2 separate regions of the Homo sapiens genome follow, and region 1 is linked to region 2. Evidence: chromatin contacts called from ENCODE Hi-C or POLR2A ChIA-PET data. All regions are on one chromosome and are shown on one strand. Each heading gives the region's core, a stretch centred on a gene start or an enhancer-like site at or near the end of the contact. The rest is flanking DNA. Distances are from core to core; before and after follow the strand shown. Region 1 holds the start of PEAK1 (pseudopodium enriched atypical kinase 1). Region 2 overlaps PEAK1 (pseudopodium enriched atypical kinase 1).

What was found. A loop is a pair of places that touch in the nucleus more often than their neighbours do. ChIA-PET counts read pairs that join two places held with the same protein, here RNA polymerase II (POLR2A). Pooled maps may share reads with other maps.
Region 1: a loop to region 2 is called in a pooled map, with 6 times the contacts of the local background. The contact joins the promoter of PEAK1 here to the enhancer-like site in region 2. A Hi-C loop is called at or near these places in 2 of 50 pooled maps. POLR2A ChIA-PET finds 5 or more read pairs at or near these places in 2 of 52 experiments (AG04450 and BJ).

What each region holds. Positions count from the first base shown.
Region 1 is chr15:77,418,147-77,422,896 of GRCh38, reverse strand. PEAK1 (pseudopodium enriched atypical kinase 1) reads left to right here and starts at 2,793. Exons shown (of 10, transcript NM_001385026.1): 1 at 2,793-2,891. HMG20A (high mobility group 20A) reads right to left here and starts at 2,009. Exons shown (of 10, transcript NM_001304504.2): 1 at 1,893-2,009. RefSeq lists enhancers at 1,508-1,557, 1,948-1,997 and silencers at 2,448-2,767, 3,018-3,187, 3,198-3,407.
Region 2 is chr15:77,141,102-77,146,078 of GRCh38, reverse strand. The region is part of intron 8 of PEAK1 (pseudopodium enriched atypical kinase 1); the gene reads left to right. Among named protein-coding and RNA genes, the nearest start is that of TSPAN3, 72 kb to the right of the region's middle. Within about 2 kb of position 1,883, at least 4 of the 41 ENCODE cell types and tissues checked have a DNase peak (open chromatin) inside an H3K27ac peak, as active enhancers do.

The DNA of each region.
Region 1 (4,750 bases), core at 1,544-4,043, 280 kb before region 2:
TTCTTCTTTAATCAATTAATTCTTACTTCGGGCAGTCTACATGTTCCTAACCTATTAATAACCACAAAGACAATGTTTTGTCTTGCTTTTTCAGTCAACTACTGCAGCAATCGTGTGGTCTTTCAAAATATAAATCATACTTGATTTTAGGGTCTTAGATTCTTTTTTAAAAGTGACCACAGAAGATTAAAACATGTATTTTTTTTTACTGTAATATTTGGTTTAAAACATATTTTCTAATGAACCCTAACCCAAACAGCTATTTATTTATTTATCTATTTTTGAGACGGAGTCTCACTGTCGCCCAGGCTGGAGTGCAGTGGAGCGATCTTGGCTCACTGCAACCTCCGCCTCCCGGGTTCAAGCAATTCTCCTGCCTCAGCCTCCTGAGTAGCTGGGACTACAGGCGCACGCCACCACGCCCAGCTAATTTTTGTATTTTTAGTAGAGACGGGGTTTCACCATGCTGGCCAGGCTGGTCTCGAACTCCTGACCTCGTGATCTGCCCGCCTAGGCCTCCCAAAGTGCTGTGATTACAGGCGTGACCAAACAGCTTTTTAAAAAAACTATTATAGAATTAAAATAATCGCAGAGTCTGAGGCTAGATTAAGTACAATCCCAAAAGAAAAAGTACACAGGCCTTATTACTTCAAAAATTCTTGCAAGACAATACAGTTCTAGGTTCACTGATATATATACTAAAATTACTAACATTCAGATTTCACAAAGTAAGCTTCAAATAGATTGATTCCTTCAATACACAGACACACACCCTTCTAAGTATTGTGTTATCTGACAACAGAACCAAGGAATCAAAATTATTGAGTGTTTATTACCGCCTCACATATAGTTTATTAAAAATGAGCTACTGAAAACCAGAAAGTTCTTATTGACCTTTTGTCCTTTGTGAGCCAACTTTTTCCTGTTTAGAATCTGAGCTGAGTCTCATGACCCTTGCTTTATACTTTAAAACCACAAAGAACAGATACCATTTAAAAATCAGTGATGAATTAAATTACAAAGGAGGAAAATGTAATAAAATACAACTTTCAAAAATGTTACGTGTAAGCTACACATAAGAATTTTTAAGGCTGAAGAAGCTGTTCTCAGGCACAGGGCAAAACCTGTAGCCCAAAATCAACAGTCCTAATAATTTAAGATGTCAATTTTATCAGTTAAGGTAACCTCAAATTTGAGTACTTCAGTGTGATACTTTCATTCTGCTAAGATGAAAATGCCCCAGATTTTATGTAAAATATTCAGTCCCCTAAATAAAAAGTTATCTCCTTAAAAGAGAAGCTAGATTTCCTGTTGCATGTCAAGGCAGAGGGCACCACACTTCACCCAGCCAAGGCTGGACTTGAGTAGGGGTGCAGGTGTTGGCAATTCATCAGTCACACAAGCTATGTCGTCTTGCAAAGGTGCATAGAGATTTTTAACAAGGGCTTTCGAATTCTTTGAAGAAAACACAGACAATTTTGCTGGGGAGGAAATGCTCCATATTCCACGTGGAAGCAAACTCATAAATTCTGACTGCAGGTTGGTGTTCAGCACAACTTGGAATAATCTAACTTTTCACATAAAACACAATCCCCAAGCTGCAAGATAATGTCTCCGCGAATGGCACCAAGCACCACCTTTTCAAGCCCTCATCAGCACTGGAAGTGGGTCGGACACCCCCAAACCATCACCACCCCCCCACAGGAAGTGAGGGTGTCCCCCCTCCCCAGGACGGCCTTCCTCCCCTCCCCCAACCGGAAGTTGAGGCGCCCCCATTCAGCCGGCCTCCAACTGAGACAAACCAGTACCACCACCACCAAAAGAGGGGTGATCTTCAAGGGGTGAAGGGCATCTCGACTGGGGCCACCCCCAAGCTCGCCTTGCTTACTGACCTGCTGACGACAGGGGCAGGAAGGGGCCTAGGGCCAAAAGAAAGTCCCTTCCACAGAGGACAATTCCCTCAGCCCCTCTCAATCGCCTTCACTTCACGCACTCGTCGTCTCACAGCTGGACAAAAATTCTTCCGCAGCACTTTATTTTGGTGTCCTTTCCTTTTCTTTACCTAATCTCTTAACCACCTTTCCACAGGTAACTCCTCTTACCGCATAGCATTTACAATTGCTCCGGTGAGAAGAAAAATGAAATATTTTCCACGGTACCTTCACAAAAATGAAGGGATTATTTTGCCCCAATGCGGCGAAGGACTACGTGGTTACGCAAGGTGAGCCTTATTTTCGTGGAGGTTTCTGGGAGATGTAGTTTTTTTTTTTTTATTGCGAAGGCCCGCAGAAAGTAGAAGAACTGAAATTGGTCATGACTACATATTAGCGTCCTCGAAAACATATTCTGTATTCGATGACGGCTGACCTAGCGGGCCCCGACGCCCAAATGGGCCCAGACTCCCCTGGTCTTTTCCTCTGCGGCTTAATCGAACCCAAATTTTCCCTCACGCGGGCCCAAGGTCTCGGCAGCCCCGCCCCTTGTCTTAGCCCCGCCCTCCGCAGCCAATCAGGCACCCTTTAGGTCTCGTCCTCTGGAGGTTGGAAGGCAGAGAGGAGGGGCCTGGCGGTGACTCCTCCCGCTGGGGCTGAGGGAGACCTGGGAGACGACCGGGGCCCGTGAGCGCGCGCGTGCTCACGGCTCCAGGAGCGCGGCGAGCGGGCGAGGGCGCGCGCGGAGGGGCGGCGCGCGGGGCCGAGAGGAGGCGGGCAGGCTGGTGGGCTGGGCGGGCGGCGAGCGGCCGGGAGCGCGCGGTGGACTCGGCCGCGGCGAGTAGTTAGTTAGTTGTTGTTAGTCAGTGTCAGTTGCTCGGCGGCGGCGGCCGTGGTCACCAGGAAGGGGACGGGACGGACGGTGATGGTGGTCGCCGCGGCGGCGTGTGCGCCCCTCAGGTAACAGCGGCCCGGCTGTCCGCGTCCGCTCGGTTGTCTTCTACTCACGCGCCGTCTGTGGGACCAGGGTTGCCGCGGGTTGAGGGCGCTGACCCGGGGGAATCCGGGCGGGGCGGCGCGGGTTCTGGGTGGCGGCGCGGGTTCTGGGTGGCGCCGCCGCCGGGGCTCTGGCGGCCGGTGCGTCCCGCCCGGCGCGGGCTCTAGCTCCCCGGCCACCCCCGCGCCCCGCCGGTGCCGCGCGCCCCCTGCCGCCCCTGCCCCCTCCCTCGGCGGCGGCCCCGGGAGCGCGACGCCCCCCAGAGGAAGGAAAGTTGGGACCTGCCGCGAGGGACGCCCCCGGGCGCGGCTGGGAGGTTGCGGGGGAAAGTGAAGCCTGGAGGAGCTGGACGCGGGGAGGCCGGGGCAGGAGGGGCTTCTCTGGCTCCTGCCGGGTCCACACGGTCAGCCCGCTCCCGCACCCGGGAGCATCGGCGCAGCCTCGCCGGCAGCGTCGGGACGGAGCCGGGTGGCTCCCTGCCTGCTCCCTTCGCGCCGCGGCTGGGGAGCCCGCGAACGTGTGGGCTGGCGGGGTCGTTTGGGGGTTGTGAGTGGTTCGGCTGCTCAGTTTTTTTCTTTTCTGCCCTTTGACCCATCCGTTCTTGCAACTTTTCTTTCCTCCTTCGATGGGGACTTGCCGTCTGAACCGCGTCTGCCCCCTCCCCTCTCGTCGCATGCACCATCCGTCTGGGAGCTTGATTTCGTTTTTTCCTCCTTTGGCTACGTTAAAGATTGCTGAGAGCACCGGGAGAGACCCTCCTCCCCCGCCTGCCTCTGGCCTGTTAAATGTTACTTTTTGCGATTCGTTGTTTTTTAAAGATCCAAGTTCAGGAATTTGAGAGCTGTGGAATGGAGTTATTGGAAGGCTGACGTTGAGGGGGTAGTGATGAGTTAGAGGAAAACTATGATTTCATCTTTATTGGCCTTGCTATAGAAAACCTAATTGATTTTTTTTCTGCCTCTGTTGAATGTGGTAAGATCATACGTTGAATTAAATACTTAGAGACTTACATAAAAGACTATTTTTAGGTCATTGGATGATGTACGTGAACAGCTTTTCACCTGAATTGGGATTGCCTTGAGGATTCTGTTTTGGGGCCTACTTACTGATTTTTGTTCAGCCACAGCGTCTTTTTTTTTCCCCCGATAAATGAAGTGATGTAGTGATGTGTATAGTCAGAGAACCCATATTGCTCTCTGCAGTGTGGAAGTGAAAAACGTGAATTATCCACCGGGGTAAAACTTTCCATGAGCAATCTTGGATACTCACTTCATGATGGCTTCTCTCGTAATCTCAGAGCATTTCTAGATAGCTCAATTCACTGACGACCCTAATTACTTTCTGACTTGCCTGGGACTTCTCTTTGGTGACTTATTTAGTAAACTGTAATGGCAGATATGGTACATTTTCTTGGCTTCAAAGTTGAGGGTTATAGCCTCAGCCCAGAGATGAACAATGGAAGTAGAAGTCATAGCATTGCTAGTGAATTTTGGATATGACCAACTCACAAACTATGTGAAAAAACAAACATCCCCTTTTCATTGCTGTCGGGGGGGAAAGGGAAATATTTTATCATGTCTTTATTTTGGATTCTCTAACATGACTACATTATGTGGGAAAAAATGTCAAATTATTTTCTTTAAGGCTTTTTAATGTATGTTCCTTCTTTTCCCTCACTACCCCCCATCTCCTGTCCCAACTTAGAGGCTAAAATTTATGTGTGGCTGTGTTCTAGGGTTGGAAGAGAAGTGTTTTGGTGAAAGAAAAAGATAAGATCACTTTGAACTATTATGATACCTCAACTATTCGTTTTATCCAGTTG
Region 2 (4,977 bases), core at 634-3,133:
TGGTCTCTTATTTTGTTCTCCCTTCTCTTTCTCATCTGTATTACTTGTTTTGAGCCCTGGGGAGAAAATTAGGGACGAAGATTGAAATTATAGTTTAAATAGGAAGATAAGTTCTATTTATTTGGGTTTTAATGCTTTTATTCAGCAAACATTTGTTGAACACCAACTATCTCCCTGGTACCAGGCTAAGTGCTGGGAATACTAATGTATTTTTCAAGGACTTCTGATCTTTGGGAGAGATAGACATGGGGCTGGACTCTTAGGACCATGATAGTTGCTGTGATGCAGATATTTAAAGGTTTAATGAAAGCCTTTGCCTGGAGGAGTCTGGAAGAGGGTCACAAAAGGCATATCTTTTACTTGTAGCAAATGGAGAGCCACTGAAGAATTTTGAGTAGAGGCACAATCAGGATTTTTTAAAAGATTCTGTGAGCTACCTATGAGATGACAGGAGGCAGAGAGATCAACCAGGAAATCATGCTACTCCTGCACAAGTGGGTCATTGTTAGTGTTCTTTATCCCTAGCACCCTAAGACTGTAATGATTACCTACCAGGTCATAAGCAAACATTTGTTTGCTTTCCAGAACATGATATAGGGCCCGTCAGTCTGAAGACATTTTTTTTTTTTTGAGATGGAATCTCACTCTGTAGCCCAAGCTGCAGTGCAGTGGCATGATGGTGGCTCACTGCAACCTCCACTTCCCAGGTTCAAGCGATTCTCATGCCTCAACCTCCCGAATATCTGGGACTACAGGCACATGCCACCACCCCCAGCTAATTTTTTGTATTTTAGTGGAGATGGGGTTTCACCATGTTGCCCAGGGTGGTCTCGAACTTCTGAGCTCAGGCGATCCACCCACCTCGGCCTCCCGAAGTGCTGGGATTACAGGCATGAGCCACCGCACCTGGCCTGAAGACATTTTTAAGTGGGGAGAAAGTAAAGAGGTAGATTATGGAAGCTCAGAAAAAGAGAAAAGTAAGTTTTGAGTGTGGTTTAGTCAAACATATTTGTCCAAAAGAATGTTTTTAGCATATAGCAAGGCAAGATTTAGAACACAATCTATTTTTTTCTGTTTAGAACACTGGTATGCCACAAAAATGTAGAGTATGTGATGTTATATTAGGCCTGCTGAAAGCTGAGCTTGGTGTCTGGTCCCAGGGGCTTGACAGGAATGTACAGGATTAAAAGTTTAAAATAAAAACAGCTAAGATACCAAGCTTTTAAAACATTGACCCAAATGATTGGAATTCAGTTAGGAGAACTTGTCTTTCTTGGAGGAAAAAAACTAAAAGCGCAAACCAGTTTTAGACTTAGGAGAATGGCTTGACCTACTTGCATGGGCTGTGGAATGTTTGTGGTTTCATTTGGAACGCATAAGTTTCTGATTCTCATGTGGAAATCTCCTTAGCTCCCAGGAGATCGTATCCTGCTATTTGGGAAGAGAAGCCACATTACTTATCTTTATTTCCTTGCTACCTTGGCTGTCCATTTCCATTTTGAATTGATGACCAACTCTGTTGACTCTGTCTCTCAGTCCAGCAGCCACTTACTGCATACCTGCTGTGCGCCTTACATCACATCAGGTTCTGAGGGGATGTAAAAACACACACTTTATAAAAGGCTAAAAATGCTTTAGTAAAGCAAAAAGTGCTAAGAGAACACAGAGGAAGAAGCTGTGGCTTCCAGTTTGAGGTGGAGGAGTAGAGAGTAGGGAAGGCTTCATTTGGTAAGTGCCATTTGAGCTAGGCCAAGGACAGACACCCTTGCTAAGGCAAAAATGTAAAAATAAAAATATGGAACATATTAACAGGAAATGAGTGATTCATAGGAAGGGTTGATGAGAAATAGTGGTAGATAAGACAGAGAGCCTTGACCAACTTGCTGAGGAGTTTGAACTTCATTCTCTAGCTGGCAGAAAGTCACACGATCAGCCGTTCTTCACCTCCTCTGATAAGCATTAAAGAGCTGCTGATGATGATAGACCTTCTCTCCCTTGTCAGTTCTGAGGTTATAAAAGAAAAAAAGGTACTTTTGGAATTCTCCATTTCTCTCATGTCTGTGATTATTTTTGTTTCTTCTAATTTGGAGAAATGGGCAGAACATGGCTGCCCATAAAGCTTCTTACAGGGCCCACACTGGAATAGGTAAGAATAGGTTCATGTTCTAGTTTTCTTATTTATTCCATTCTGCTCTCAGCCCAGATTCTTTGCTTGGTCTTGGGTACACAAATGAGACACAGTCCATTCCCTCAATGAGCAAACCAGTAGGGAATTCAGAATGGAACACAAGTCAAGGGTTGTAAGTGCTTACAGAGAAATATTCACAGGGTCTATCTGAGGGCCCAAGAAAGGTCAATTCTGGGGAGTGGAGTAAGAAATATTCCCTAGAAGCAGAATATTTAAAGATGAGAGGAGTGGGAAACTATTCCTGGAAGAGGATCAGCATGAGCAAAGACACAAAGCACAAAGGAAGCGTAAAATTGGCCAAGAGTGCTGGAGAAACCGCAAGTAGTTTGGTGGCTCTGACTTAGGATATAAGAGGAAATGCGACGAGAAACAGGTATATCGGGGCCAGATCATGAAAGGCTCACTTTCTTTGCTTGAAGACGATCTTTAGGACAGAATTTTTTAAAGCAGAGAAGTGTCATGAAATGCTTTGGCGTTTGAAAAACATCTCTCTAGTGGTTTGTGTGGTGAGGGAGGTAAAACTGGAGACAGCAATAATAGGAGACTGTCACAGTTGTCAGGCAAGGATGATAGGGCCTCAGCTGGTGCAATTCACTGCTTCTAACCTTCTCCGTGGTGCTTCATCTCTGAAAGGTCTAGGTAAGCAACTGAAAAATTAGGACTTATTACAAAGCATACTTCTGTTGTCTTGTAAATAAACCATGGTCTGACGTCTCACATTAGCCAAGAGAAAATAGGGCTGGGGCAGCTTTGGGAAGGAGACCCCACCATCACAGGAAACATTCAGTAAATGCCAAGCCCCTACATCCTTAGTTAAGGGCACAGAGGAATGAGAAGATAAGACTGGAAACTGAATTGATGGTTGTTTCTAAGAATGGATTGTTGATTTTCTTTATTGAGATATAATTTATATTCCATAAAATTCACCCTACTAAAGTGTGCAATTCAGTTAGTTTTAGTATATTCACAGAATTTTGCAAGCATCACTAATGTCTAATTTCAGAGCATTTTCATCATCCCAAACAGAAACCCATTAGCAGTCACTGTCCATTCTCCCCTTCCCCCAGCCCCTTACAACAGCTAATCTACTTTCTGTCTCTATGCCTTTATATATTTCTGGAAATTTCATATAAGTGGAATCATATAATATGTGGTCATTTTTGACTGACTTCTCTCACTTAGCATAATGTTTTCAAGGTTTTTCCATGTTTTCAAGGTTTTTCCATGTTTTAGCATACATACATCAGTACTTCACTCCTCTTATGCCTGAATAATAGTCAATTGTATGGGTGTACCACATTTAATTTATCCATTCATCAGGTGATGGACATCTGGTTTGTTTCTACTTTTTGGCTATTATAAATGCTGCTGCTTATGAACATTTGCATATAAAGTTTTGGTGGACATGTTTTCAGTTGTCTTGGGTATATACCCAGGAGTCGAAATGCTGGGTCAAATAGTAACTGTATGTTTAACTTTTTGAGGAACTACCAAAATATTTTCCAAGATGGTGGCACCATTTTAGATTCCTACTAGCAATGTATAAGCATTTGAATTTCTCCACATCCTCACCAACACTTGCCTGTGTGTTTTATTACAGCTAACCTAGTAGATGTGAAATGATGTCTCAGTTTGCATTTACCTCATGAGTGATGATGCCAAACATCTTTCCACACACACTGGCCATTTATATATCTTCTTTGAAGAAATAGCTATGCAAATCTTTTACCCATTTTTACTTGGGTTATTTATCTTTTTCAAAAGAGTTCCTTATATATTCTGAATATAAGTCTCTTATCAGATATGTAATTTGAACATATTTTCTCCCATTCTGTGAGTTGTCTTTTTTACTTTCTTAAAGATGTCCTTTGAAGCATAAAAGTTTATAATTTTTATTGACTTCCAATCTACTTTTTCTTTTGTTACTTATACTTTAGGTATCATATCTAAGAAACCATTACCTAACCCAAGGTTGCAAAGATTTATTCCTACGTTTTTTCTAAGAGTTTTTAGTTTTAGCTCTTATATTTAAATTTTTCATACATTTTTAGTTAATTTTTGTGTATAGTGTGAGGTAGGGATTCAATAGCATTATTTTGCTTGAAACTGTTCTTTCCCTGTTGAATTGTTTTGGCAATCTTGTCAAAAATCAGTTGGCCTTAAATATAAGTGTTCACTTCTGCGCTCTCAAATATATTTCATTCATCTATATTTCTATTCTTACGCCAGTACCACGTACTCTTGATTACTATAATTTTGTAATAAGTTGGAGTTGGAAAGTGTAACTTTTCCAACTTTATTCTTTTTAAAGACTTTGACCACTCTAGGTTTCTTCTATTTCCATATGAATTTTAGGATGAGCCTGCCAGTTTCTGCAAGAAGTCTAACTGGAATTTTGATAGGGATTACATTAAATCTGTAGATCAATTTTGGGAATATTTCCCTTTTAACAATATAAAGTCTCTGATCCATGAGCATAAGATATCTTTCCATTTGCTTTTTAGTTTCTTTCAGCGATGTTTTATAGTTTTCAAAGTACAAGTCTTACACTAGTTTTGTTAGGTTTATTTCTGGTTACTTTATCCTTTTTGATGGTGTTGTAAATAGAATTGTCTTCTTAATTTTATTTTGGATCATTCATTTATAATGTATAGAAATGAATTGGTTTTTGTATGTTGATCTTGTATCCTGTAAACTTGCTGAACTGGTATATTCATTCTAATAGTTTTTTTGTGTGTGGATTCGCTACGCTTCTCAATATACACGATTATATTATCTGTGAATGATGA